2 separate regions of the Homo sapiens genome follow, and region 2 is linked to region 1. A link is a loop called in an ENCODE intact Hi-C map of the cell type or tissue named here. Cell type or tissue: heart right ventricle. All regions are shown on one strand. Each heading gives the region's core, and the rest is flanking DNA. Links, peaks and the distances in the headings are about the cores only. Region 1 overlaps MCTP2 (multiple C2 and transmembrane domain containing 2). Region 2 overlaps MCTP2 (multiple C2 and transmembrane domain containing 2).

Region 1 (15,796 bases), core at 3,765-11,764:
TACGTATGTGTATATATTGCACACATATGTATACACATACATATGTGTATATATTTATGCACACATATGTATACACATACATATGTGTATATGTTTATATACACATGTATACACATGCATATGTGTATATGTTTATATACACGTGTATACACATACGTATGTGTATATGTTTATATACACGTGTATACACATACATATGTGTATATATTTATATACACGTGTATACACATATGTGTATATATTTATATACACACATATATACACATACATATGTGTATATATTTATATACACATATGTATACACATGTATATATACACGTATACGTATACACATACATATGTATATATACGTATATGTATACACATAAATATGTATATTTATATTCGTATATGTATACACATACATATGCACCTATGTTTATATACGTATATGTATACACATACATATGCACCTATGTTTATATACGTATATGTATACACATACATATGCACCTATATTTATATTCGTATATGTATACACATACATATGCACCTATGTTTATATACGTATATGTATACACATACATATGCACCTATGTTTATATACGTATATGTATACACATACATATGCACCTATGTTTATAAACGTATATGTATACACATACATATCCACCTATGTTTATATACGTATATGTATACACATACATATGCACCTATGTTTATATTCGTATATGTATACACATACATATGCACCTATGTTTATATTCGTATATGTATACACATACATATGCACGTATGTTTATATACGTATATGTATACACATATGCACCTATGTTTATATACGTATATGTATACACATACATATGCACCTATGTTTATATACGTATATGTATACACATACATATGCACCTATGTTTATATACGTATATGTATACACATACATATGCACCTGTTTATATACGTATATGTATACACATACATATGCACCTGTTTATATACGTATATGTATACACATACATATGCACCTATGTTTATATACGTATATGTATACACATACATATGTACCTGTTTACGTATATGTATACACATACATATGTACCTATGTTTATATATGTATATGTATACACATGTGTATATATTTATACACACATGTTTGTATATTTATACACATGTATAGATTTATACACACATATGTATGTATATATTTATACATATGTGTATATATACATATGTATGTATATATACACATATGTATATATACATATGTGTATATACGTATATACACATATGTATATATTTATATACATATATGTACATATATTTACATACATATGTGTAGATATTTACATACATATGTATATATATTTACATACATATGTATATGTATTTATATACATGTGTGTATATATTTATATACATGTGTGTATATATTTATATATACACATATATGTATATGTATTTATATACATATATGTATATATACATACATGTATGTATTTATATATGTATACATATATGTATATATTTATATACATACATGTATATATTTATATATGTATACATATATGTATATATACGTATATGTACATATACGTATATAGACATATACATATGTACATGTATATATACATATACTTATACATATACATATGTATATGTAAATGTGTATATACATATGTATGTGTATACATATATAAATATATGTGTGTGTGTGTGTATATATATATATATATATCTATATAGACAAAAGAGTACCTTTGAAGGCTTTGGAAGGTGAAACCTAGTCAATGGCTTCATTGGAGCACATACCTACATTTCTGATTGCTCCCCCCCCAGCCAAAAATATTGATCAGCTATGATTTCACGTTTAAACAGGGCAATAGAGAAAATGGAAATGTTTTCTAGTTTCAAAAAACTTGTCTCCCTGGAGTGTCAAGCTTCATCTTCATGAAAAGATTATTAGTGGTAACCTCTTCGGAGCAGAGAGGATTTTAAAGGCAGATGAGGTCTGTGTAGGCTGAGAGTGGGGAGGAAAAATGTGACTTGAGTCTGGAAGAATGGGAGGGACTGGCAAAGGCTTGGGGAGAGGTCGTCACTTTTATCTCTGTTCCTCTCACATTGTGTAGCCTCTTGGAACTTTGCTGAAGGACCCTTTGCAATGCTACACATATTAGGAATGGACACTGAAACCGTCACCTACAGGAAATGAGGTGTCAGAGACTGAAGGACAGGTGGCTTAAAGGTCAAGTATTTGGAGCTGAGCCAATGGTCCTGAATCTCAGCTCTACTATGTAGTAATTGTGTGTCACTGGGAAAGTTACTTAAGCTTTCTGTGCCTCAGTTTATTCGTCAGTGAATGAGTCGTCTAATAGTACCTACCTTATAGAGTTATGAGGATTATAGGATAGTATTTCTAAAGTGCTTAGTACCTGATACCTGAAGCACCATAGCCTCCCCTTAAGGAGTAGCTGCAGTGGCTGATGCTCTTGTTGTTTGGAAATATTGATGGTGGAGAGACTCATTTAACTTTAATGCCATATAATGTGTCATGTTTACCTCCCTTAATAGAACCTAATAATTGCTTCATATTTAAAAACTCATTTGCAGTATTTTAGCTCAGTGGGAAGATTGATTTGGATGTTTTTAATCATTCTAAGCCTTTGTTCTAGCCGAGGCTCTATGAAATGGGTTGCAAAATCCACAGACTGAGAAATGATAGAAAACTAGGGAAAGTTCATTTGGGAATTATCAATTTAAGCTGTCACATGATAATGTCCACTTCATTGCGCTGACACTGGCATTGATGGAATCCAAGTGGTGGAGAAAAATCGATTTAACCTTTTTAAAAGATGATGGTTTTAATATTGATAAGTGTTCTTTACCTTTTCATTTGAGAGATGCTACTGTAATGGAATGCCTTATAAATACTAATGAGTGCTGACTGCCATCTTTGATAGTAACTCCTTTGAGTATTTTAAGACAAACTCCCATGATCTGGGCAAATGTCATGTTAATGCATCCCAGACAGGTTGAGAAATATATTCATTAAATCATGCTTCACATGAGTGTAGGAAGAGTTTATTAATTTATATTTAAAAACCTTTGTAGATTCACAGGCCAAAAAAGGGCTTAGGAGGTGTGTGCGTGTGTGTGCGCGTGAGTGCATGTGATTCCTTTTAATTCATCTGTGGCAGCTTTTTCTCCTTTGATTGAGACATTTGGATCAGTTCAGAGGGCATTGGATGCACATCAGTCAGCTCCTCATGAGTGCTTCCTGGGTGCCTCACCTGCTGCCCTTTCTTAGTCCCCAACATGCTGGGGAATTCCAGCTGTCTCCAGGATCCTCAGGATTGTAAAGGATTTCTGCCTATTAAGATCCAAATGTTAATGGAAAGAGGGGACAGAGAGCTGGGCTTTAGGATCCATGCCAGTTCTAGGATCCTTCAATTCTTGGTTGATAGTGTCTGAGATCACTTATGTGGGCCTTACTCTGTTGTGGAGTTCAGGGGCTTCATTGTCAACCTGTTGATGGTGATTTTGTAGAGATGTTAAGAGGAGTGGGTCATTTCATTACGAAATGATTGGGAAAAACCAGATGGGATGTCCAAGCAGATAAAACGGGCGCATCCTCACCATAGTTTACTCCCTGACCTTCAATCAGTAAGACTGATGATCATTACTAATTTAATGCCTCTGTAAAAAGCTGCCCTGTACCTTATCATAGAGCAATAAATATGTATTACACAACATGTTTTTCCAAAAAGCTTAACAGTTATGAAGCTCTTTAGGTTGATGAACTCCACTAGTCTCTAGGCAGGCTTGGATTTCTAGTAAATATTCAGTCATGATGTTAATAAAACGAATCCTCTTCTGAATTCATTCATTTGTTTGTTCCATCAAAACTTATCTGTAATGTGCCAGGTATTGATGTGGACTGGGAAAATCCAGTCTCTTCCCCTCAGGGCACTTACAGTATTGCAGGGTGGTATTGAGGAGTAGATTAGGAGATTAAGTAAATAAACTAACAAGATAATGTTGGATCCTTAGGGCCATCAAGAATGTGAGGTGTGATGAGATTATGACATGGAGGTACTGCTTCACACTAGAAGGTCAGGATTAGAGTTAGGCTTGGGGTAGAACTTGTTAAGGAGGTGATTCCTGATGTGGGACCTGAAAGAGCCAGGTTTTTGATCTGTGCAAAGGTCACATTATGTAACTAATAACAGCCTTGAATAAGGAAACAAAATCCCTACACTTGCACCCCAAGTGTTTGATGCACCCATTTTCTCCTTATGCGAGGTTTCTAGTGTTATACTTCACACAGGCATTACCCTTCCACCAAGTAGAACTGAACCATCTCGAAATAATGGGCCTCTTCCAGGCAAGGACGTGACTGTGGCTCAGTAGATCCTACCTTTCTTCACACAAACCAAGTTGGCTGAACTTTGCTCCCAATGAGAGCTCCTTCTGTGTTTACTTTCCAATTACATTGGCCAGTCAGGTAAGCCTAGAGCTTTGGCCAGGCTTGCTTTAACTTTCCTTTGACGCTTAAAATATGTTCTTTCGCTTGTTGCTTTTAGCTCTCTGTAAATGCCACACTGTCCTGTCATTCTCAGGCTGTCAAGATTCTGCCCGCTTGTGTCAAGATACTTATTGGAAATTAGAGCTTCCTCTACTTTAAGTCTAAATCTTTTCAACACTGGATTTTTATATGATTTACGAAATTTGAATTGTTTGGTGAACAATGAGCCAAAACAGACAGTGAGGCTTTGCAAAGGTGCAAGTGTCTTAATCAAGAACCCTTCCTGCTCAGTCCGTGGAAACTTACCCAGTGGTGTAAACCCTGCCACGGTGGCTTACACAGGTTCTCTGTGCTTTTTGTTGATTAACTCAATATGGAACAGTATGCTTTGGGTCCTGAGAGTCAGAAGGAATGGTAATACAGAATTATACCTTTATAGAAAAGCAGAAATTTACTAAATTAAATGTTAAACTCGAGCTTAAATGCTATTGAAGCGCTTGTGTTGTGCAGATAGATGCCTGTACTGATTGTTCTCTCTCTGGAGCTTCTGTTCTGTGCAGAGATGACAAACATGATAATATTTTATTACACATAAGTAGGAGTTAAGAATCTGGGATAGATATCTGTCTTGATTTTCCGTAATATGCCTGTACCATGTGAAGTGGTTTCATTTATTTTACATAGCCCTGTGTTATTTAGAATATTCTAAAACTATATGTGGACTTTCCTGTATTGGCTGTTGAATAAGAACTAATTAGCTGTGCCATATCTGGAGTTAGCATGGCCTCTTGAATTGTCTTAAAGAAAGTTGTAGGATATTTCTGGTCCTTCTATAGGATCTATGGTTCTGATATTTGTGCTGAGATGGAGATGGTAATACCAGCCTAGAGCCATTGCTCCCCTTTCCAAAGCCCAAGGCAGATGTTCAAGTGAATGACATCATATTTCCCACTGAGTCTCAGAATCTTTTTTTTTTTTTTTGAGACGGAGTCTCACTCTGTCACCCAGGCTGGAGTGCAGTGGCGCGATCTCAGCTCACTGCAACCTCCGCCTCCTGGGTTCACGCCATTCTCCTGCCTCAGCCTCTTGAGTAGCTGGGACTACAGGCACCCGCCACCACGCCCAGCTAATTTTTTGTATTTTTAGTAGAGACGGGGTTTCACTGTGTTAGCCAGTATGGTCTCGATCTCCTGACCTCGTGATCCACCCACCTCAGCCTCCCAAAGTGCTGGGATTACAGGCATGAGCCACCGTGCCTGGCCAGAATCTTTTTTTTAATAACAGCTCTTCAGGTAGCTGTCATGAGTTGATCTGAGCTGGTCACCAGAAACCTAGTTGTCATCCAAGACTGTTTTTGATTAAACTTTTTCTTTCTGTTGTCTGAAAGCACACATACAAAATGTCACTGCAAACATTACTTTTATTTTTACATTCGCTTATTACAAAACATTATGTCAATAGTAAAAGAAAAAAAAAGCACATATTATCTGCCTTTGGAAAAAATCAGCCATCAGTGATTTTTTCATTTTTTTTTTCCCCAACTTAAGCCATACTTGTACATCACTTCACAGAGCCATAAACATAGTTTTGGTAGAATTTTGTAGTTTGTGTTTTTCACTTAAAATTATACCATAAATTATTTTCCAGGTGACTACATAGCATTGGAGAATTCATTTTTAATGGCTGCATTAGTGAAAATGAGTGGCTCGTATTTCTGTTCCTGGTGTATGTGTGTATCTAAAAATATATCACTTAATATGCATTCTGTGCTACATTTCCTAGGCTTGTAGAACATTTATAGTTTGTAGTAACTCAGTTGTCACCTTGTGCAAACTGTGCAAGAGATTCTATCCTTCACTTGTGCTGATGGAGTAATTTAAAATTTCATGTCGTGAGCACGTATTGAGGATTACTATAGAAGCCTATGAACACTGGATTTTTGTATGGATTTTCTCTAATATACTCTAAATCTAAAAACACATTAAGGCAAAGCACCTGGCTCCTCAAAGAGCTAACACCATGAAATTACCTAGAAAACAAAATTTAGCTAAATGAATTTATACCTTACTACAGGGACTGAGAGTTATCTATTTTTTTCTATTAGCTGAACAGCAGTCTTTATCTCTGTTATATGAAATGACATGAGCTGTGCAAGGTGAAGTCACTCAGAGAACAATCATAACATTAAGAGAAATGTGGCCTGAAAGAATACATTTTGATTTTTATGCTACTTATAGAGTTCAGTGTGATGGAGCTAGGAAAATTGACAGCAGAGCCCAACAATTTTAGTACAGAATTTATCTGCTCTGGGAAAAAGCTGTCTTCATTGTGTTATGAAATGTGAATTGGTGTTGGGTATTTATAGAGTGAGAGGCAGCAGAAAATGTCCTCATAGTCAAGTTTAAGAAAATGTCTTATCTAAATGAGAAGCAATACATTGATATCTATACTGACATAAGTAGCATGACTATGGAAGATGATTAGATAAGAGTGGCCCTTGGTTGACTTCATGACTTCTGTTTGATTGGCAGTGTATAAAATGTAGTAATTTCACATAAACATTTGGGCTGAGAGCATCTCTTGAAAGATCTGAGTGTGAGGCGAGTCAGGCTGCATTCCTGCAGAGCTGCCGTAGCCACAGTGAGGACAGGACCCATGGTCACCTGGGATTTTGACCCTGACAAATAAATATATCTTTTTACTTTACCGAATTCATCTCCTTAAAATGTGTCAGTTTCTAGACCTGTACATTCATTCCAACTTGGCTTAAAATTAATAAATTTTGTCATTTTTATGTTTTCTTAATCATCCTAAAATACACATAACCTAATACGCATTTTGTTTTTTTTTTTTGAGACGGAGTTTCGCTCTTGTTGCCCAGGCTGGAGTGCAGTGGCGCGATCTCAGCTCACTGCAACCTCCACCTCCCGGGTTCAAGCAATTCTCCTGCCTCGGCCTCCTGAGTAGCTAGGATTACAGGTGCCCGCCACCACGCCTGGCTAATTTTTGTATTTTTAGTAGAGACGGGGTTTCTCCATGTCAGTCAGGCTGGTGTCGAACTCCCGACGTCGGGTGATCCACCTGCCTCGGCCTCCCAAAGTGCTGGGATTATAGGCGTGAGCCACCACACCTGGCTGCAATGATCATTTTTAAGTATACAGTTCAGTGACGTTATGTTTATATTGTTGCACAACTGTCACCTCCATCCGTCTCCTGAACTCTTCATTTTGTGTAACTGAAACTGTGTCCATTAAACACTGTTTCCTCATTGTCCTCTCCCTCTGCCCCTGACAGCCATCATTCTACTTTCTGTCTCCACGAATTTGACTACTTTAAGTAGCTCCCATAAGAGGACTCCTATAGTATTTGTCCATTTGTGACTGGCTTATTTCCCGTAGCATAATGTCCTCAAGGTTCATCCACGTCCTAGCAATTGCCAGAATTTCCTTCTTCTTAAAGGCTGAATAATAATATGTTGTATGTATTTATCGCATTTTGTTCATTCGTAGACACTTGAATTGCTTCTTTTGCCTATTGCAAATAGTGCTGCTAGGAACATCGGTGTACAATTATTTAAGTCCCTGCTTTCGTTTCTTTTGGGCAGATACCCAGAAGTGGAATTGCTAGATTATGTGATGATTCTATGGTTATTTTCTTGAAGAACTGCTACATCATTTTTCCATAGCGGCTGTACCATTTTACATTTCCACCAACAGCACACTAGGGTTCCAATCTCTCTAGAGTCTTGCCAACACTTGCCATTTTCTGTTTTGTTGTTGTTGATAGCCATTCTAGTGAGTTTAAAGTGTGTCTCATAATTTCCATGTACATTTCCCTAAGAATTAGTGATATTGAGTATAACGTTTTTACAGAGCTTACTACAGTTGTAAGACATGACCTTTTGAATTGTCATTGTAAGAAAATTACCTGGCAGATCAAAAGATCTGGATTCTAGTAATGTCTCCATCTTTAATTAGCCATTTGACCTTCAATTCTGTTTGACAACAGTTAATTAGGCTGTGCTGTGGTAAGTGCTGATCCCCTCATGAGGTGACACAGAGTGGAGAAAAATAAACCACAAATTTTTTATTCATGCCTCTGGTTTACAGATTTTTTTTTTTTTGGTCTCAAAGTAAAAACAAGGTATCACAGCTTAAACTTTTCTAATTCTAAAGTTTGTAATCTGTCACCTAAACTTATAAGTGTAACTTAGATTCTCTTCAGACCTAGGTAGGGTTACCAGCCATCAAAATAAGACATGAAAAGTATGATATAAGGGAAACAGGTAATTTTGAAATTTTTGGAGGATCTGTGGTTAATATCTGAACCTTATTTACAATTTCTACTTATTTATAAATTTGATTAAAAATTAGCATATCTTAATTAAATGTTGTTTATTTTATCTTATCTCTTGTCATACCTTGCTTTTCTGGCTTCCCAGCTCATTACAGCCTGGCTTCTGTGTCCCCGAGGTGTCTGCTGCCCTCCCAGTAACCAAACAAGTTGGGGGCACCTCTGCTTCCCTCAGCTGACTTTTCTGCAACATTTGCAATTGTTGCTTACTCCTTGAAACTTCCTCTCTCTTTCCTCTGTGCTGCCACTAAAAGTTAATTATTCCTGTGGTTCAGCACCCAGCCTTGTTTGCTTTTCACTTTACACACTTGTTTGAGGAGAGACGGTTCCTGTCTTCCACATTTCCATCTCAGATTTTGCTCTGAACTCCCACCTTGAATATCCAGTTAGACTATATAGTGTGTCTCAACTTTGATAACTTATCAGTCTTCCACCTTACCTTCTGTAAATGGCTCTTGCTCCTCTTTCCCTGTGTTAATTGGTGGTTCCACCATATTACCTCTGGCCTATCTAGGCAACTTAAACACCTGCTGCTGCCTGCTCCCTATTCCTCTCCAACACATATAATCAGCAAATTACAAAATTCAGCTTCTCAGTCCCTTCATTGTCATTCTAGTTACATTTTTTTGTGGTCTAGCCTTTATCACACTGGATTAATGCATCAACTAGGTACTGCATTAGCATCTCATTCTTAACACCTCCTAGATCACACAACACTGTTGGAATTGCTTTGCTATCTGCTTCTCCTACTGTACTCTGAGTGCCTCAGGAGAATAAATGGGGTGTGTATTTTATTCCTTGAGCTAATGCCTAGGGGAACTAAAGGATACTGTAATAGTCTCTCTCTTAAAGTCTCTCTTTTTTTTTTTAATGCACAAAATGTAAGTTTCACATCGTTGCATGTGACAGACCTAATTCTACTGCAGTATCACACAAGTGTAACCATTAAACTCCAGAGACTGAAACAGTTTTCTCATCAGCTTAAAAAAAAAAATCTGGTGGTAGTATAGCTCAATGGTGGGTTGAAACACATCTGCTTTTTACATGATCCTTGATGCTCCAGAGCACACTGTTTACTTTCACTTTCAATGACTCTAATTTCAAATGGTATAGATCAAGGTTGCACATATGTGTACATAGAGGATGAGACTGTGGTGGGTGACATGTTAGAAAGCTGTGAATACCTCGATATTTGATTGGCAACAGCAAATGTTTTCGTCATAGCATTGGAATATTCTTGATTGCTTCTGTTTATTATTGCTTCTTATTTCCTAGCATATTTGAATTGCATCACTTTCTGATCAGCCTTTGTAATTTTCTTTACCATTTCCCATTGTGATGCACTAATAATTATTATACAGTGTCTCTTCAGGTTTTTAAATTCTTATTTTAGAATGATGACTGCTTTGCCCAGAGTAGAGATTTGGTGATCCCAGTTACGTAGGGATGGCAATCTAGCCTAAGGTATAAGCACAGATGTTGTGGTCAGAGAGAACCTGGTTCGAATCCTGGCACTAATACATACTGGCTGACAAGTTGCTTCATGTTTATAACCCTTGATTTCTTCTTACATAGGATTGGTATTTTTACTCAGCTCTGTTAACATTTGTGAGGAATTAGAAAACTCATGGACAAGAAGACAGTGCCTGCACTTAGTCACTGCCAAACAAAGGGCCACTATTTATATCCCTAAATTATCCACTTCATTTGGAAATATCACAAATGTGGCCACTGGTTTGATTTTTTTGCAGCAATTCATATGTGGATGAAATTGAGCTCAGTGCAACTCAGCTATCTAACGCTTAAGAAGACACACATTTTATATTCTGATAAATACTGAGTTGGAGACATACTTGCTGTGAATGAATGAATAAATGAATTTAAATTTTATACTTGTCCTTATGAGAGTAAGCATTAATTTGTCATTGATTACAACCTTAAATGATTGATGAGTACTTAGAAACTAATGACTTCGCAAAAGAGAATTTCCAAACTGTCAATTTGCTTAGAATTTAAACAATGTCATTGTATTATTCCTCTAAAGCTTGAAGTTTTCAGATGTGTTTCTTTTTATCTGGCATTTTATTAAAAGATGTGTTACGCATGGGAAAGGTCAATGAATGTGACACAGGGCTTGGCAAAGCTGGGATTTATGGAGACACAATTTTTTAGAAGTTTTCTATTGGAAGATCAGACCTGTTCTTCTTCCTTTTCCTAAAGACAAACTTTAGGAGATAACATCAATTAATAATTTTGAGAAATAGTCCTTAACACTTTGATCATATAACTATACCCCAATTAGTTTATGAGATGACCCATCTAATTGGGGCATAAATGATTTCAAATACATCTTTAGGGAAGATGGCTAAGTTTCCAACTTGATCTAACAGGTGCTTTAGAGACCTAATATAGAAAGAGTTTAGATTGATTATAGAAGGAATATAATGTAGAATGGAAGATCTCTTTAGTTTTCGTAGTGTTTCTAGTATCAAATCTAGAGAGAGGGTTTTATTCTGTGTAAATGAGATCTATGATATTAGCAACCATTTAGATATAGATGGCTAGATTATTAACTTTTTAGCAGTTTGACTTTCGTCATAGCACTTATGACTGACATAAGTATTTTAATAATTAATTTTATGCATACTTGCCTTTCTTGAGTAGTGATAAATCCTATTTACATAAAGACCTCTAAAAACATGCCTGTAGGCCAAGGAAGGGACGTTGCATCTCGTGAAGAATCCTGGGATATTTGGTAGGAGAGAGTGGAGGAGGGCTTTGGGCTTATGCTGAGTGGCATTAAGGGTGGACCAGCAGAAGCCGTGGTCAACTCTGTACTGAGTGCTATTCTGAAGCCGAGGCAGTTTCACAATTGAGTATCCTAGTGATCTTTGCTCAGGAAGCAGGGGAAATGAAGTAGAGCTAGGAAAGTTGGTAGGAATGAAAGAAATCATTCAACAGTAGGGAGTTATTACATTGTTTAGCAACTATGGAATGCTCTTAGGAAAATTTTTTTTGTTGACTTTACAGTTGTACTTACTTCTGTTAATGAAGCACAATCTGATTTTTAGCAGGGATGACTTTTATTTACTCAGATGTCGCATAAAAACTTTTGTCTTTTCCTCACAGCTCCATTTTGGTGCTCAGAATTTTCTTGACATCTGTAGGCTGAAAATCCCAAATGCAAAAACCTGAACTACAAAATGTTGCAAAATCCAAAAGCTTTTGAGTGCAGACATAATGACACAGGTGGAAAATTCCACACCTGACCCTGTGTGATGGGTCACAGTCAAAATGCAGCCGAAACTTTGTTTCATGTGCAAAATTATTGAAATATTGTATAAAATTACCTTTAGGCTATGTATATAAGGTGTGTATGAAACATTAATTTAGTGTTTAGACTTGGGTCCTGTCCCCAAGACATCTCATTATGTATATGCAAATGTTCCAAAATCTACAAAAATCTGAAATCAGAAATACTCTGGTCCCAAGCATTTTGAATAAGGGATACTCAACCTGTAGTAGGAATAAAATATACCACCCTCCTCCCCATGTCTGTTGGATGAATAACAACTTTTATTGATGATATACTAAACTTTGTCCTTAAGCTGTTCTCCTACAAAATATGGGACTCCTTTCAGATAGCCAGTCTCAGTACATAGCTGCAAAACTTTGCATGATGTTGTTTAAATTGAGAGGCTATTTTGATGTCATGAGTGAGTATCAGGAAGGCAGACCATCACAAGAATTGGGTCTTTTCTGTGAGCAAGAGACTTAGAGAAGTAAGGGACCTTTCTGAAAAGAAGCACAACTTGCCCATGTTCCTCTTTCCTGAGTGGACCCAACAGGCAGTGGTTAATGTGAGATACGGTGTATAGTTTTGTATTTCCAGCAATGCTGAAATCTGAATAACCAGGAAGCTAAAAATGAAGAAACAAATCATAAATCAAAGAACCTTTGATACTTCTCCTTCCTTCCACTGGTCTTCTTCCTTGGACTCGTCCTGCGTGGAACATATTCCACACAGCAGACACTATGATCCTTTGAAAATCCATGACAAATCAAATCAATCAATCCTCTGACCAACCTTCACCTCCTCTCCTCCCTGACTTCCCAATTCACTTAAAATAAAACCTCAAGTCTTTGCTGGCCCTCATCCCTTCTCTGACATCATCTTATTCTGTCACTGATAGATCAGGCAGATCTGGCTCTGTTGACCTCTTTGCTGTTAGAAGCAAGGAACATGTTCTGGCTTTGGGGCTTTGCATGGATCCATTCCTATTTTTGGAATCCTCTTTCTCAAATAGTGTTTCTCATTCTTGTCACTTAAGTCTCTGCTCACATGCTCCCTCATCCTCTGTGGGATGGCTTCATCCCTCTTCAAACATATATATCCTCATGGGAACACTAGCTTCCCAAAGGCAGGACCCTTGTCTGATTTGACCACTGAGTTGATGAATTTGTAAGAAGCCAAGTCAGGCTTTGAAAGCAGATTCCTAGCATCCATTGAAAGGAGGAATTTTGAGGGTAGATGCTAGATTAGACAAAATTCAACCTTATCTCCCATATATTTTGCGTGTGGTAACAGTGGTGTATGTTCCCTACAATGCCCTGGTAGCATTACAAAGAAAAATTGTTTGGGCTTTTTCAGAACTATCACATTTTAAAAATATTTGTTGTCATTTTCTTTGTTGTTTTTTTTTTTTTTTTTTTTTTTTTTTTTTTTTTTGAGACGGAGTCTTGCTCTGTCACCCAGGCTGGAGTGCAGCGGCATGATCTCGGCCCAATGCAGTCTCTGCCTCCTAGGTTCGAGCGATTCTCCTGCCTCAGCTTCCTGAGTAGCTGGGATTACAGGTGTGTGCCACCATGCCCAGCTAATTTTTGTATTTTTAGTAGAGACGGGGTTTTACCATGTTGGCCAGGCTGGTCTTGAACTCTTAACCTTGTGATCTGCCCTCCTCGGCCTCCCAAAGTGTCAGGATTACAGGCGTGAGCCACCGTGCCTGGCCCATTTTCTTTTTTAAGATGGAATCATGCTCTGCCGCCCAGGCTGGGGTGCAGTGGTGCGATCTTCTCAGGGCTCACTGCAACCTCCATCTCCTGAGTTCAAGCAATTCTCTTGTGTCAGCCTCCTGAGTACAGCACCTGCCACCATGTCATTTTTTTTTTTTTTTTTTTTTAGTAGAGATGAGGTTTTACCATGTAGGCCAGGCTGGTCTCGAACCCCTGACCTCAAGTAACCTGCCTGTCTCGTCCTCCCAAAGTGCTGGGATTACAGGTGTGAGCCACTGTGCCTGGCCACATATTGAACATTTATGTGCTCAAATCCCAGGAGGGTTTCTAATTCCTTGGTTACTTAATAATGTCACAACTAAATGAATGCTTCAGTTATCCAGATTTCTCTAAGCCCAGGTTATGGTAAACAGATTTATTTCTATATTGTGAGTTTGAATTTCTTTTCTAATTATGAGTGACTCCTCTCTCAAAGGACATGCAAATCTTTTTATCCTGCCTCTGCCCCATCACCTGGGTCCACAAAAAAGCATCTGTGTCTACTTCTGAAAATGCAAATTATTTGAATGTGCCAGAGTAAGTAAAAAGGAAGTGGTGCATGCATGGTGTAGTTTGTAAATGTAAGAGTGACTTGAGACAGATGAGATCCTTTATTGAAATTAATAGTTAATGAATTTTCCCAAGAGAAACACCATTTAGTAGAGGTGACAATGGTAGTTACCGAAAACCCTATTTAAATCACGCTTGCCTTAAAAAACTAAAAACCAAAAAACCAAAAAAATCTTGTCTATTTCATCTTGTCTGGTTTGCATTATGTTCATTACCTGATTCTTCTTTCTAAAAGGAGAGATACAGTTCTGAAAATAGTTATTGCCTAAAGGGAGAAAACAAATTCTTTTCCTGGTATTGCAGTTTTGTTATTTGTTTTCCAACAGGTTAAAGGATTTAATTATTCAGATGCTCTAGAACTGTTCTCTGCATATTCTTTTGATCATACGCCCTATCAAGCAGGTACTTTTTGAGCAGACACACCCAATATATAAGTTTACATATTTACTTATAAATTATGTACATGTACTATGGTGCTGATAATATATATACATTATTCAGCATACACTAAAATAGAGATTAAAAGAACACATTAAGTCAGTGTGAATGGAAGTTCCAATATTTTCTTCCTACACTCTGTGGCTATGCTGGACTCTCCCTGGGCCATGCTCACTCAGTTCACTCTGGGGACCCCCTTCACCCCACCCAGCCTAGTCCAGGTCATGGGATTGCAGGACCTGAATAAAAACACACCATTAGTACTCATACTCTGCCTAGGGAGGCTAAGGGAAGAAAAGTTTGCTAAAGGTCCTGAATAAAGCTCATCGAACTCCAAATTCTTCACCTTTAAAGAGAACATGCTACAGTGCACAGCCTGGCACCTGGGGCAGAGTGGTGATCAGGAAGGGGAAATTGATGTTCTCCTCCTATTTCTGCTGCTGTTCTGTTACTGCAGCTGTTAACTGCTAGTTCATAAATCTTTTATCTAAAAATTCACAATTCAGAAACTTTTGCAAATGGAAAGGATTTTGTTTGTAAGAATCCTTACCAGGGTTTGGTAGCAAACTCTGACTTGGACTCTTGTGTAACTATTTCTGTTCTATGTAGTAGTTATATATCCCATTAAGTTTGAATTGTGATATGTTTGATGATGAAATACTGTCTCCAAACCATTTAGGGTATTGTGTAATATATGATACACTCTCTAAATTCTTAAATTTCTGAACTCCAAAAACAAACCTGGCCCAAGGTTGGTTTAACCTCTGTGATGATTATTTCTACTTTGAAGCTTGTTGCCCTTTTGTTCAGGTTATTGCTGTATGATCATTTGGTGAAGGATACTGCTTTTTGATGGACATGATCGCTTGTAAAGGCTTCCCC
Region 2 (14,875 bases), core at 4,172-12,171, 48 kb after region 1:
GACAAGAGTAGAAATGTATGATACTGAAATAGTAAAACAATGAAAATTAAAAACCCAAATCTGGTTCTTTGAAAAATAATCCATAAAATTGATAAACCTCTAGCACTATACTTACTGGAGAAAGATTGGATGCTTTCTAAGACTGAGGGGGAAAAAAAAGAATATGCATTCTCACTAATACTATTCACTATCTTATTTGAAGTCTTAGTCCAATAAGGCAAGAAAAAGAAAAGGCATAGCATATGGAGAGGAAGAAATAAAAATACCCAACGTGATTTTCTATGAAGAAGACCTAAAGGAATATAATAAAAGCAATACGTAAATGTAGGAAGTTACAGGATACAAAGCCAATATAAAAAAATTCAATTGTATATGTTTATGCTGAAAATACACAATTGGAAACAAAAATGAAAAGCCATTTACAATAGCTTCAACAAAAATGAAATACAAATCAACCTAATAAAACATGTACTGGGTATGTGAGCTAAAACTGGAGAATGCTGATGAAAGAAATGAAGGAAGACCTAGATAAATGAAGAGACCTGCCATGTGCTTGTATTGGAGACTAAACATAGTAAATATGTCAGCACTCTCCAAACTGCTCTATTTATTGAAAACAATACCAATCAAAATGTTGCAGTATCTTTTTAATCGAGAGTAACTCATTCTAAAATTTATATAGAAATACAAAAATCTGGAATAGCTAAACAAATTTGGAGAGGTCACACTACCCAATTAAAAGACTATCATCCTTCAGCAATCAAAATGGTATTGGAATAGTTACATAGATCAATGGAAAGGAATAATGAGTCAAGGTTATCTACTACACAGATGTAGCAGAGATTTTTGATGAAAGTACAAGAGCAATTCAGTGGAGATATTACAGTCTTTTAAAACAATGACATTGGAAAAAATTATTCACATGTAAAAAATGAACCTTAAACTAAATATAACACTATACAAAAGTTAAATAAATTATAAATCTAAATATAAAATGTAAAACTATATTACTATTAGAAAACATGGGAGAAAACCTTTGTTAATTGGGATTAGACAAGGAGTTCTTACACATGACACCAAAAGTATATAACATAAAATTTTAAAAAATGGCTTGTTAGACTATATCAAAATTAAAAACTTTTACTGTGCAAAAGGCACTACTAAGAATGAGAAGACAAGCTACAAAGTAGGGGAAATATTTGTGAACTCTGTGTTCAACAAAGGACTAATACCCAAAATATTTAAAGAACTCTCATAACTCAACAATAAGAAAACCCAATTTCTAAAAATTGTGTAAAAGTCTTGAATAGACAGCTTATCAAAGTAGATAAAAAGACAGGAAATGCATAGAAAGGTTTTCAACATCACACGTTATTAGGAAAATGAAAATTAAAAACCCAGATGTTGATAATACTGGGTTTTTCAGTATTATCAACTGAAAGGACTTGGCCCCAGAGGGCCGGCCTTACTCCAGGCCACGGTCTTCCTACACCTCGGTGCCCAGCAGTCTGTCCACTGCAGGGATCTTTCCCAAGAGCAGCAGTAGCTCATACACATACCTATTAGAATGGCTATGCACATACCTATTAGAATGGCTAAAATTAAAAGTCCTGATGGTACTAAGTCCTCAGTAGGATATAGACAACTGGAATTCTCATAATTGTTGGCGGGAATGCAAATTGGTCTGTTAAAGTCTGGCAAAGAGTTATCAGGTTCTTTATAAAGTTAAACATTCATTTATCATATGACCCAGCAATCTCACTCTTTGGCATTTATCCCAGAGAAATGAGAACATATATTCGTACACAAAAAACCTGTACACAAATGATTATAGCAACTTTATTTGTAAGAATTCCAAATTGGAAACAACCCAAATGTCCTTCAAGGGGTAAATAGATTAATTGTGGTACATCCACACAATAGACTACTACTGTCAGCAACAAAAAGTTCAACTACTGACATGTGCAGCAACTGGATGAATCTCAAAGGTAACGTGCTGAGTGAAAGAAGCCTGTCTCTAAAAGTTATATACTGTGTGATTCCGTTTAGAAAACATTCCCCGAAAGACAAAATGATAGTGATAGAGAATAGAACGGTGGTTTGCAGAGGAAGGAAGTGGGGGCCTGGGAGCGCGTGATCCTTTGGGGATAGACAGACCCCTCTGTGTCCCGATTGTGATGGTGTAAACACAAATCTGTAAATGTGTTAACATTATAGAACTGTGCACCAAAAGTGAGAAAAAAGCCAATTTTGTTTTAGAATGATTTCAAAAATAAAGTTGAAAAAGTCATTTCTTAACAAAACAAAGATGGTGAAACTGGTGGTTCCAGTGTCCAGGGGTTAGGTATATCCCTGCTTTCTACTTGAATTTCTCTTGAATATATTATAATGTACCAGTAATACGTGCATTCCTACCAGCTTCACCCCCTCAAATAAAGGAGACTGACTCCTGGCACAGGACAGTGTAGTGCATGGAGAAGATAAACATTTTTCCACTTAGACACATTCTTTAGAGATGCAACTTTGTTTACAGCAACTCCTTTTCTCATTTTCTTGGAGATGTTTTTGGTTTGCTTAGATACACAGATTACAAACCTCTTCATTTCATAAGAGGCTGATTCCCATTCCCAGTCTCCCTTCCAAATAGGAGATTTCCCTCAAAGGGGAATGTAAGCCTCTCCCCTAGGATTCCTAAGCTTTGATCTGCACAGTAACACCAGGGAGATTGGTTGGAAGGCAGATTCTTGGGACTCACGTTCATCTCCTGTGGTGGAGCCCAGGACTGTCTACTTTTATTTATATTTATTTATTTTGAAACTTTTTTCTCTTTATTTTTCTTTTCTTTTCCTTTTTTTTTTTTTTTTTTTTTTTTTTTTGAGACAGTCTTACTCCATCACCCAGGCTGGAGTGCAGTGGCGCAATCTCAGCTCACTGCAACCTCCGCCTCCTCGGTTCAAGCAATTCTTGTGCCTCAGCCTCTCAGTTCCTGGCATTACAGGTATGAACCACCATACCTGGCTAATTATTTATATTTTTAGTAGAGATGGGATTCTGCCATGTTGGCCAGGCTGGTCTCGAACTCCTGACCTCAAGCCATCCACCCGCCTTGGCCTCCCAAAGTGCTGGGATTACAGGTATGAGCCACCACACCTGGCCGGGACTGGGTATTTTTAAAGACACAATCTTGATGAGTCTCTTTGGGGTGCTGTAGGGAACCTCTTTGAGAAATTCTATAGAGCCAGGAATTTAAACTTGTAATATATCTGTCTGTCTGTCTCCATCTCGATAGCTCTCATTACTTGTGTTGAAACACATATGGCTCCACCTAACTGTTTTAAGCATTGTACAGTATCCCACTGTGTGAGCGCATCTGAAGCTGCTCCCACAGAAACCACAGTGCTGCTTCTCTGGGCTATGTTCAGGTATACTTTATTTCACACATGTGCTGAGTCTTCAGCAGCAGCCGCTGCATGACATATGGGTCATTCCCAAACTTCAATCTCATTATTTTTGCTGAGAAGGTACTGGCCACCTTCTCCATTTTTATGTTTTCCATATATATTACTTTCTTTACAACGGACTTTTCAGTTATTTAAATATTTTTTCTTTCAGCTTTAGATTTTTAGTTCATCAAAATGTTTCTTCTGTCAAAAATTCTATCTGTACAAAAAAATAGCTGGGCATGGTGGCGTGTGTCTGTAGTCCCAGCTATTTGGGAGGCTGAACTGGGAGGGTCGCTTGAGCCCAGGAGTTCGAGGCCGCAGTGAGCTGTGATCGTGCCATTGCACTCCAGCCTGGGCAACTGGAGTGAGACCCTGACTCAAAAAAAAAAAAAATTCTGTCTGGTTGTAATTAGTGTGGAATTTGTATAAATTCTTTTTCTCAGATGTCTCAATTGCATTGTTTTAATTTCCACATACATGATACATTTTTTCAAGACTCTGCTCTGTGTCCTGAGTTTCTCATAGTACCTGTCACATTGTGGGTCCTCTGGTTGTATTAGCTGGTTTGACACTTCCCATTTCTTACAGATTCCTCCCAGGTCTCCATAGAGTGCTACCCTACTCTCCTTCATTAAATGCTAATTGAAGGAAAATATTGCTATATGAAAATAGAAGCAATGCCTTTTATCGTATTTGCAAGTCAAGTTATGAGATGTGAATTGAATGTACTTGCGTATTGCTAACGTGAAATTCAAGTTTCTGTTTAGGATAACGTTTTTAAAAGCTGCAAAAAAAGTTGTAAACTATTTTAAACATTTAAAGCCAAAATGACCCAATACAAAGTAATTGAAACAATTTTAAAAGTCGCTAACATTGTATTAAACATTTACTCCATACCTAGCACTGTTCTAGATACCAAAGCACTTTCTGTGTATTAGTCCATTCAGTCCTCACCGCAGCCTCCCGAGGTACTTACTGTTAAACTCATCTGTAACATGGGAATAACAGTGAGACACAGAACTCTTACATAACTTGATTAAGATATCCAAACAAGAAATGATGAGAATAATGATAGAGACACCTTTCTGTGTCTGAGCACTTTAAAGCATCAGACACTGTGCTTTCTACTTTGTGTCATCGTATCTGTAAACTAGGTAATCTCGTCCCCACTGGGTGGGTGAGGCAATGGAGGCTTAGTGAAGTGACTTGCACCTGGTCCTACCTCTAAGTAGAACAGAGTAAATCAGAATTGTAACCCATGGAGTCTGTTTTGAGAGGCCAAGCTCTTAATCTTTACATTGTCTGCAGAAGATACCAAGTTCATCCTGGGAGAAGCTCTTGTCATGCGCTGGTCATTAGGCAAGGGCTATAGAGACAAAGTCCTGACTTTTAGCAGGCAAATGGCTGCACACACCCTGATCTCTGGCTCTCTGGACCATTCTTCACAATGATAAACTGTCCTCTCCTTGAAGGAGCTGGGGTGGGGCACAACAGCCAGGGTCCTTGATTTTAGAAAATGTGATTTGTGGAAGCTCTTGGCCTCTTTTGGCCTCAGCCAAATGTGGCAAAATACAAACAGGCCAGGTCTCAGTGTCTGCCCATCCTGTTCTTTTTCATACTGAAAGGATTTATTATGAGGCATGTGACACATAAAATAAGGGTTATTTCTGCAAATTTGATTTTGATTTGATCCGTGATGAGTTCAACCTGTTATATCCCAAATCACCACTTTCCTCCACAGCATTTACCCTACTCTGTAATTACGTATTTACTGTATGTGTGAAGCATCCTTATCCCTCATAACCAACTGCTAGTGAGCCACACTTTCATTCACATTCTCAGGCTACATCTCAGAAGCTTGCTTTGTTTAAGGGCTTCATTATGGGAATTTTGTCATTTCTTCTGAATAAGAACAAAACTCACATTTTTATAAATGTGTTTTGCTCTAATCACCTGTATGTGAATATAAATTTGAAAGATACTAGATGGAATCCTAGTCGATAGGGCCATGTTTTTGTTCTTGAAAACGTACACTTAATTCTGGGAAGGAAGTTGACATGGTTAAAGCAGGGATCAGCAAGCCACAGTCTGCTGGGTTTGCAAAGTTTTATTACAACACAGCCACATTCTTTCATTTAGGTATTCTGTCTGTCTCCTTTGATGTCGCACAGCAGAGTTGAGTAGTAGCGACAGACACCATCTGGCCCACCAAGTCTAAAATATTTAATAACTGGCCCTGCACTGAGACTGTTTGTTGACCTCCGGTTTAGAGAAGTAGAAAGTCCCCACCCCTTGATCATACTGAAGAACAGCTGCTGTTGGTGTTCTCGTGAATGTCTTTAGCTCCGCTTCCTCTGGGAAGGAAATAAGACAGTTATCTCTTCATGAAGCATTTTTTTTTTTTGGTGCCAACCTTATCATCTCATTCTTCGTTTTAATGTTTCTACAGTTGCTCTGATAAAATTCTTTTAAAAAGTTCTTTAAAAATGCTTTCCCCAATATTTATACAAGTTACCAATCAAATGTTGCAGTCTTAATCATTTATTGGAAACTGTAAGATTTTTGAGTCGTGTTTCTCACTTTGATGTGCCTTACTGCCACCAAGAAGGTTCATGTTTTTTTTTTTTGTTTGTTTGTTTTTTGTTGTTTTTTTCTGTTTTATAGGAGTCATTGCAGTTTTCAGTAGAGGTGTACTTCTGAGAAGTGGCTTCTTGGGTCTTCATGCAGCCATGGATCTGGATAAACCATCTGTTTGGGGCTCATTAAAACAGCGGACCAGGCCATTGTTGATCAACTTGAGCAAGAAGAAGGTGAAAAAGAACCCAAGTAAGCCCCCAGATCTACGGGCAAGGCATCACTTGGACCGCCGTCTCAGCCTCTCTGTGCCTGATCTCCTGGAGGCTGAGGCCTTGGCCCCAGAGGGCCGGCCTTACTCCGGGCCACAGTCTTCCTACACCTCGGTGCCCAGCAGTCTGTCCACTGCAGGGATCTTTCCCAAGAGCAGCAGTAGCTCCTTGAAACAGTCTGAAGAAGAATTGGATTGGAGCCAGGAAGAAGCCAGTCACCTCCATGTGGTGGAAACAGACTCAGAGGAGGCCTATGCCTCTCCTGCTGAGCGGAGACGGGTGTCCAGCAACGGCATCTTTGATCTTCAGAAAACTTCCCTTGGAGGGGATGCACCAGAAGAGCCAGAGGTGAGAATAGGGCTGGGCTCTCTTTTTTTTTGTCTCTCTCTCTCTCTCTCTTTCCCTCTCTTTCTCCCTCTCTCCCCATCTCCCTCTCTCTTCCCCCCTCCCCCTCCCTCTCTCTTCCCCCCTCCCCCTCCCTCTCTCTCTCCCCCTCCCCCCTCTTTCTCTCTCTCTCCCTCCCTCTCCCTCCCTCCCTCTCCCTCTTTCCCTCTCCCTCTCTCCCTCTCTCCCTCTCTCCCTCTCTCCCTCTCCCTCTCCCTCTCCCTCTCTCCCTCTCCCTCTCTCCCTCTCTCCCTCCCTCTCTCCCTCCCCCTCCCCCTTCCCCTTCCCCTCCCTTTGGAAAATTTGGTTAGGAGTTATTTTCGTGGTTAGCTCAGATGGGGAGAATGTTGTTTACAAGAATTTAAATTAATGCAGTATTGATTGCACCCAGTGTTCCCATTAGTTTTAGGGTTGACCTCTGTGTGTTTTAAAGCTATTACAAATAACTCTTCCAGAATACTTTAGGACATTAAAAGCCATATTGGATGAATTCTCTTTTATCTGTCTCCTGGCAAAGAAATTAAGTACCTAACTTTTCCTGGAATTTTTTTTTAAGTGTATGTTTGTGTCTCTCACTACACCATTGCCCAGTCATACCTGTAGAAAAACCATGCATATTATTACTCCTAAGAAGCATATGAATGTATGTCCCCCTTTGACTGCCTTAGGATTTGAACTTCCTTCTATTTTATACCTGTGTGTGCACTCGCCTGTGAACAAGCATTCTTTTAAAAAGTTAACAAAACTTTAGTATTTCAATACAATTAATTAACCAAATATAATGATGACACAAATATTTTATTTCAAGGGTGAATATAATTTAAATTCAGTCCCCAGGTTACCAAATCATGATTTAAGTGACTGATGTAATTAGTTGTCTTTAAAAAGTCTTTCGTTACTGACACTGAAGTAGGTTTCCATGTTGAAGTAAGGGGTTAATTTTTCTGTGTTCCAGGTTAGTGTTACAATTGCCTAGAAAACTGGTTGTTTAACTTGGATTTTTAGTTTCACTTTTAGAAACAAAACTCATTGCTTATTCCATGTATCAGGGTTTCACCAGGGAAGGGATCATGGATGTTTGGAGGATATCATGGCCATATTCGTTAGCAAGCATTACTATATTAAGACACCATTACCCATAAATGACTTTAACTATTTTTTTATTTGGCATTACGTTTTATAAAACCCATTTTGTAAACCTTTTTTGACTTTTTAGTTATTTATGAATTTGAAATACATGTTTCTTTTAAACAAAATGCAAATGAAGTAGATTATTAAATCAGGTCAGTATAAGGAAGGTAACCTGTTGAATTATATAATAAAGTTAATCTTCGTCTTTTTTTTTCCTGACCAGAAAATAAAAGTGGGCTTCTTGGCTTTGATATACTAACATTTTCATACTCAGAAGGAATTTTTTTGAAGCGACTGCTGTTAAACCATTTAGAACTTTTATTGTCATGGCCGGGCACGGTGGCTCATTCCTGTAATCCCAGTACTTTGGGAGACCGAGGTGGGTGGAGATCACGAGGTCAGGAGATTGAGACCATCCTAGCTAACACGGTGAAACCCCATCTCTACTAAAAATACAAAAAAATTAGCCGGGCGTGGTGGCGGGCACCTGTAGTCCCAGCTACTTGGGAGGCTGAGGCAGGAGAATGGCATGAACGCGGGAGGTAGAACCTGCAGTGAGCTAAGATCGCGCCACTGCACTCCAGCCTGGGTGACAGAGTGAGACTCTGTCTCAAAAAAAAAAAAAAAGAACTTTTATTGTCTTTGTTGATTAAACAGAAATATTTGAATGCTACTCTAGGCCAGGCAGTGTGAAAGTTGCTATTGGAAATAGAGATGGGTAAGAAAGTGCCTCTGCCCTCCAACTGTGATTTTTTGGGAGATCTTACAAGCAGAGCATAAGAGGCTACTGGATATCAGAGCTGTTGTTGCAAAATGTTTCAGCCTGGTCTCCTGGCAGCTCACTGGAAGGAGGGGATCAGTGTGTGGAAAATGAGGGCATGTTATCTGTGAAGCAGTGTCCAAGTTGGCACAGAGGATAGTGTGCTTGCCAGGTGAGGAAAGCTGGTGATCACAGCCTGAAGTGTGGATGGGTGCTGTTGGGGGTGATGAGTGTTTTGCTCTACCTGGATTGGAGGCACTGGGAGCTTTGTGGTGTGATGTGTGTCTGGAAGGGTGTGGGCTGGTCCATGATAGTAGATGTGGGGTTGTTGGGTTGGCTATTTTATCTTCTCCAGGCTAAATGCAGAAAGCTTAGAATAGGCAGATTCCTTCCAGAATAGGTTATTCTGGATCATTTGGTTTTTCCCTTTTAACGCAACCATTTTTTTAACCTTTGTTCTCAAAAATGAATCCTTTGCTCCTCTTTTTCTGACCTAGAAAGTACAAAACAAAGACCAAGACTGATTCTACCGTTCAGGGTTGAGGTTCTCTCTACTTGAGTGCCGTTGCTTTGCTGGGTGGCATGCTTGCAGAGGACGGAGGGACGGGAGTGCGGCTGATCAGACCCCTAGGATCCCTTGCAGTCTAGTTCTGCCCACCCAGCTCCCTCCTCACCGGCTCCTCCCCTCAGTCCTGCCTGTTTGAGTTGGGCCTGTCCCACTACCCAGTCTGAGTTCCAAAACTGAAGAACCTGGAGTCTGATGTTTAAGGCCCTGTCCCACTACCAGTTTATCACATGGTACAGAAGAGGGGCTTCCTTACTTATCTTCTCCACTAGGCTGTGTTGATTTGGAGGATTGGCATGGCTGGGGAGACACCTTTGTCTTTGTTTTCTAAGCGTCTAGCTTCATGCCTTGCGCATAGCACATAACGTATGCTCAGCTGATATTTGTTTAATACAAAAACGATGATAGCAACGTGTGCATTCAGGTTACTTGGGTATTTGTGTTTTTCCTGTGAGTTTTCTTTAGTTTATGATTTAATTAAAATCATCTGTGGTTTTTGAAAAAATACTCAATTTTATTTTATATGATAATTGAAATTAGAGGTTTAGGCAGGTGTAAACTTTTTGGCTGAAATTTGATATTGATTTTAACTCTGAATTTATCATTTCTGCTTTTTTTTTTTTTTTTAAACAAAGGGAATTCCTGCAGAATTCATGTCACCTGAGAGTTTGGGAATTGGTTCCTCTGTGTTTTAGATATGGCTTATCTGTTTCTTCCTAGTTAATAGCTGGTGGCTTTCTATACCTTGTGTGGAATGAGGAAGAAATGAAGAAGAAGGAAGGAGTTGGCATGTGGCAAGCCTGGTGTACAGCAAGGACAATCAGATTTTTGTCCAGTGTTCTCAGTTTAACTTACTTTGTTTTTAGCTTTCCAGAGGGGTCAGGCAAGGAGTGAGCATCTGTGGCCTGAGGGATCCCTAGGGGTTTGCCTCTTCTGTTGTGTACCAGCGCTTCTCTGGTGCCAGTTGAGATAAGTGGGGAGATTACTCTGAGCAGGGTGGTCAGGAAAGGCTTGAAGAGAACTCCTTTTGAGAATTAGTAAGACTCAGATAGGCAGAGAGTAAGCCTGTGGCAGTGGGACAGGACCCCAAATATCAGCAATGCCTGAATTCTGCAGTCACCTCCAGGCCCACCAGCATCAGCAAAGAAAGTGAAATGTTAGTCTACTGTTATGGGGAATTGGAATGATGGGGCAAAAGAGGAAAGTAAGCATGAGGGGCAAGGAAGAAGGAATGTGAAAAACAGGACAGGCAGAGCCTAAAATATTGCAAATGCCAAATCCAGCTGTAAAACCAAAAGGTGAGAACATACGCTTAGAAGAAAGGATACATCCGTGGAAGAGGATTTAGCCAGACTCTCTCTTGAGCTCCAGATCCACACCCTACTGGATGTCTCATAGGAACCTGGTTTCGACTTGTTTTGACAGAATTCAGTCTCCCTGAAGAACCACCTCAAACATAGACCATGATTTCTTGGCAGTATCACCATTATTCACCTAGTTGTTCAAGCCAAACATCTGTGAATAATGGTAGTCTCTTACTTTCCCTGCTTTTCATGTTTGTGGGGTCTTTTGTCGTCTCACATGTTTCCTCCTCTCTTACCTATCATATTAGTCCATTTTCATGCTACTGATAGACATAACGAGACGGGGCAAATTACAAAAGAAAGACGTTTAATATGGACGACTTACAGTTCCACATGGCTGGGGAGGCCTCACAATCATGGCAGAAGGCAAGGAGGAGCAAGTCATGTCTTACATGGATGGCAGCCAGCAAAGGGAGAGAGCATGGACAAGGAAACTCCCTGTATTAGGGTTCTCTAGAGGGGCAGAACTAATGGAATATATATATATAGTTTATATATATATAGTTTATATAGTTTATATATATATATAGTTTATATATATAGTTTATATATATATATATATAGTTCTGTCTAGAGGGACAGAACTAATGGAATATATATATATATGTTTATTAAATATTATCTCACATGATCACACGGTCCCACAATAGGCCATCTACAGGCTGAGGAGCAAGCAGTCCAGGTTCCAAAACTGAAGAATTTGGATTCGGATGTTTGAGGGCAGGAAGCATCCAGCATGGGAGAAAGGTGTAGGCTGGGAGGCTAGGCCAGTCTGTTTTCACATTTTTCTGCCTGCTTATATTCTAGCCACACTGGCAGCTGATTAGATGATGCCCACCCAGATTAAGGGTGGGTCTGCCTTTCCCAGCCCACTGACTCAAATGTTAATCTCTTTTAGCAACACCCTCACAGACACACCCAGGATCAATATTTTATATCCTTCGGTCTAATCAAGTTGACATTCAGTATTAACTATCACACTCCCAGTCATAAAACCATCAGATCTCATGAGACCCATTCACTGTCACGAGAACAGCATGGGAAAGAGTTGCCCCGTGGTTCAGTCATCTCCCATGGGTCCCTCCTACAACATGTGGGAATTATGGGAGCTACAAGATGAGATTTGGGTGGGGACACGGAGCAAACTTACTTCATATTCATTCTGTTCTACTGAAATCCTTCCCATACTTCAAGGCCTAGTGGAAACCTTCCTTCTCTGTGGTGCTTTTTCCAACTCTGTGGTGAGTATAATCAGCCTGCCTTCATTTTCATAGCATGTCACTTTTACTCTGACTGAGCACTAACCTCAGTCTGTTCTCTGGAGAAATCTGTAGAGAGAAGAAGGGATTACAACAGGAAGAGGAGGTAGAAAGGGGAAGACAAATTGGTCCTGGGCAAGGGCATCACTGAGTAAGTTCTTGAGAAAGTCGGCATGCTCTAAGACATGTACTAACTGTCCAGTGGTCATCTAGCTCAGAGGACTGACTCATGATAACCAGATGGTCACAAGTCTGAGCTACAAATGACAATCACAACTAATTTGCCATGAGAATTAAATACTTTGAAGACTCTAGGCCAGATGTGGTGGCTCATGCCTGTAATCCCAGCACTTTGGGAGGCTAACATGGGTGGATCACTTGAGGTCAGAAGGTCAAGACCAGCCTTGCCAACGTGGTAAAATCCTGTCTCTACTAAAAATATAAAAATTAGCTAGGCATGGTGGCACATGCCTGTGGTCCCAGCTACTGAGGAGGCTGAGGCGTGAGAATCGCTTGAACCCAGGAGGCAGAGGTTGCAGTGGGCTGTGATTGTGCCCATGCACTCCAGCAAGGGTGACAGGGCAAGATTCCATCTCAAAAAAAATAATAAAAATTAAAGACTCTAATGTTCTTTTGATGTAAACAGCTCATTCTTCATTTTTGTCAAATCACACAGAAAGTCAAATCATAATCAATGTCTACTTCATTAACCTGTTAGGAGAAATTATTATCTCAGGGCCTGGAAACACTTGAAATGCATTTCCTCCCCACAGTCAGCCTTTAGGAGAAGTCACATGAGAATCAGGAAAATTGGTGCAGGGATTGGCACACTGCAGGGAGAATGCATGGGCTCCATGCTGAATGGCATTTCATACACCATCCATCTCACAATGGGTACTGAGCCACAAATTAGAACTTGACATACTCACACTTTGTCTACTAGGGCCACCTTTATCCATCTCTGTGAGCCCACTTAGTCCAGGAAGCCTGGATTTTAAAGTCCCTCCTTCTGAACAAGTCCAAACTTTTATTGAGGCTTCCTGGCGTGACCTCTCCCTTTTTCTGATTGACACATTATTTCATTAATTGTATGTTATCACTTCATTAATTGTAAGGCTGATATCTTATCATGGTGGCCTGGCATCCATATTGTGTCCTTTAGGTGACTTTGTATGTCTGGGTGCTGACGGATAAAGAGTCATTGCTTGGATTGAATTGTGTCCCCCAGACCAAGTTCTTATGTTGAATCTCTAACCTTTACATGACTGTATTGAAGATATGGCCTTTAGGAGGTGATTAAGGATAAGTGAGGTCAGAAGCATGGAGCCCTGATCCAATGGAACTGGTGTCCTTATACAAGAGAAAGAGACACCAGAGGTCTCTCATTCCCCACCATGTGAGGACACAGTGAGAATGGAGTCATCTGCAAGGCAGGAAGTGGGTTTCTGTTGTTTAAGCCACCTAGTAAGTGGTATTTTGTTATAGTCGCCTGAGCTGACTAACTCTGTGATCTTAACAGTTTTAGCCTCGGAGGACGATCTCATTGCTTGTGGCCAAGACTTGTGGCTAAAGAGGAGGTAAGAGCACCATAGTCTACTGCCACATACCAATACCTCCACACACATACACACACATGCGGATATATATATATATGTATGGGAGTGTATATATATACCTTTTTATAGGTGTGTGTGTATACACACATAGCTGTTTAGAAGTCAGTCTCTCTTGTTAGAGTATAAGCTCTTGAAGAGTAGAAATGTCATTTTTCTTCTTCTCCCGGCCTTTCTGCAAACCTTGCTTATATGATATGCATGTATATTGATTCATATTATCACTGCAGTTGACTTTCCAGCCACTGCCAAAGGCTTGGAAAGCCATAAGAAATTTAGTTGTGTTGGGGAAGGGTGATACATGGAGGCGCTACGTGGGTAGGGCCCTAAAGAAAGGAGTTTCTAAGCATCAGATGAAATGTGAAGAAGCTAAAGTTAAGGGAACTCGGAGGGAGAGGAGCTTATTTTTTTATTTTTTTCTTCTTATCTAGTTTTTTTCTCCTCATTTTCTCCTCTAGTCAGCACTCTCCCAGTACTTACTTTACAAGACGCTTTTAACATGCATTGTAAAATCAGCTAAGTATTTAGAAAATGCATACGGTCTATTCTGGTTCTTGCCGTAGGTATTGATGGTGAAATTGGGATTAGACACAGACACTGAAAAAAATGACCAGCAATACCAACCAGTCTCTACTCAGTGCTAGATAACCAGTTGAGATGAATGGGGAGGTTATTCTGAGCAGGGTGGTCAGGAAAGGCTTGAAGAGAACTCCTTTTGAGAATTAGTAAGACTTAGATAGGCAGAGAGTAATACAGATTAGTTAAGTTTGTCTGTGGGGCTAGAAAAATATGAAGGTCTTAGCCCAGTACCTGCCAGCCACAAGCACCTAACAAGTGCTTACTGCCATGATTTTGGTTGTATTCATTAGTGTTTATAATTATTTTTAACATTGCTTATTTTTCAGAATGACATGGAGGTTTGGAGAATTTTAGTGACTTGCTTAATGTCATCCAGCTAGTAAGTGTCAGAGACAGGATCTAACTCCAGGATTGTCTGAATCCTGGGACTGTGCGCAGAACTGTGGGTATAACATGAGTTTGGAAGTACAATTCTGCAAATGGGAGAGCTCAGATCTGGAGATAAAAAAAGTTGATCACAAAAGGAAGACATTTATTTTTCTGTGTCCACTGTGTCCTTTTAAACACAAGGATAATTATCAAGATTGAATGGGCTCATTGTCATGGTCAATAACTAATAATTATGAAAGAAAGGATCATTCCCCCTTTCCCATAATCCATGAAATTCCACAATGGGGTATGTCCTTCCCTGACATTTCATTTGGCAGTTGGAGTTGTGAATAACTAGCTTTGGCATGCACTTACGTGGGTGAGTTGAGTGATTTAGAGAAGTTCCCCATTGAGATATTTCCAGAAATGGCTTGGCAACTGCATAGCTTCAGGTTAGTGATCACAGAGAAGTAGAGTGAGAAACCACAGAGGAGAGGAAACGACCTCCAGGTTGCAAAATTAAACAAGTGCGTCAGTTTCTCTACACTTCAATGACGTCATT

Evidence for each region. Hi-C counts contacts between places; a loop is a spot of excess contacts. Peaks named below come from ENCODE experiments on the same cell type or tissue, not always from the same donor. Only the 100,000 strongest peaks of a DNase experiment are listed, where the experiment ranks them.
Region 2: a loop joins it to region 1, with 2.7 times the contacts of the local background. A loop is called at or near these places in 8 of 110 quality-filtered maps.

Annotation. Positions count from the first base shown.
Region 1 is chr15:94,244,022-94,259,817 of GRCh38, forward strand. The region is part of intron 1 of MCTP2 (multiple C2 and transmembrane domain containing 2); the gene reads left to right. Among named protein-coding and RNA genes, the nearest start is that of MCTP2, 20 kb to the left of the region's middle. In heart right ventricle, for the core only: no CTCF peak of the experiment used is centred there; no DNase peak of the experiment used is centred there; H3K27me3 peaks cover 666 bases.
Region 2 is chr15:94,292,094-94,306,968 of GRCh38, forward strand. MCTP2 (multiple C2 and transmembrane domain containing 2) reads left to right here. Exons shown (of 23, transcript NM_001385001.1): 2 at 6,108-6,637. The coding sequence starts at 6,173. Among named protein-coding and RNA genes, the nearest start is that of MCTP2, 68 kb to the left of the region's middle. In heart right ventricle, for the core only: no CTCF peak of the experiment used is centred there; a DNase peak (open chromatin) is centred at 8,736; H3K27me3 peaks cover 823 bases.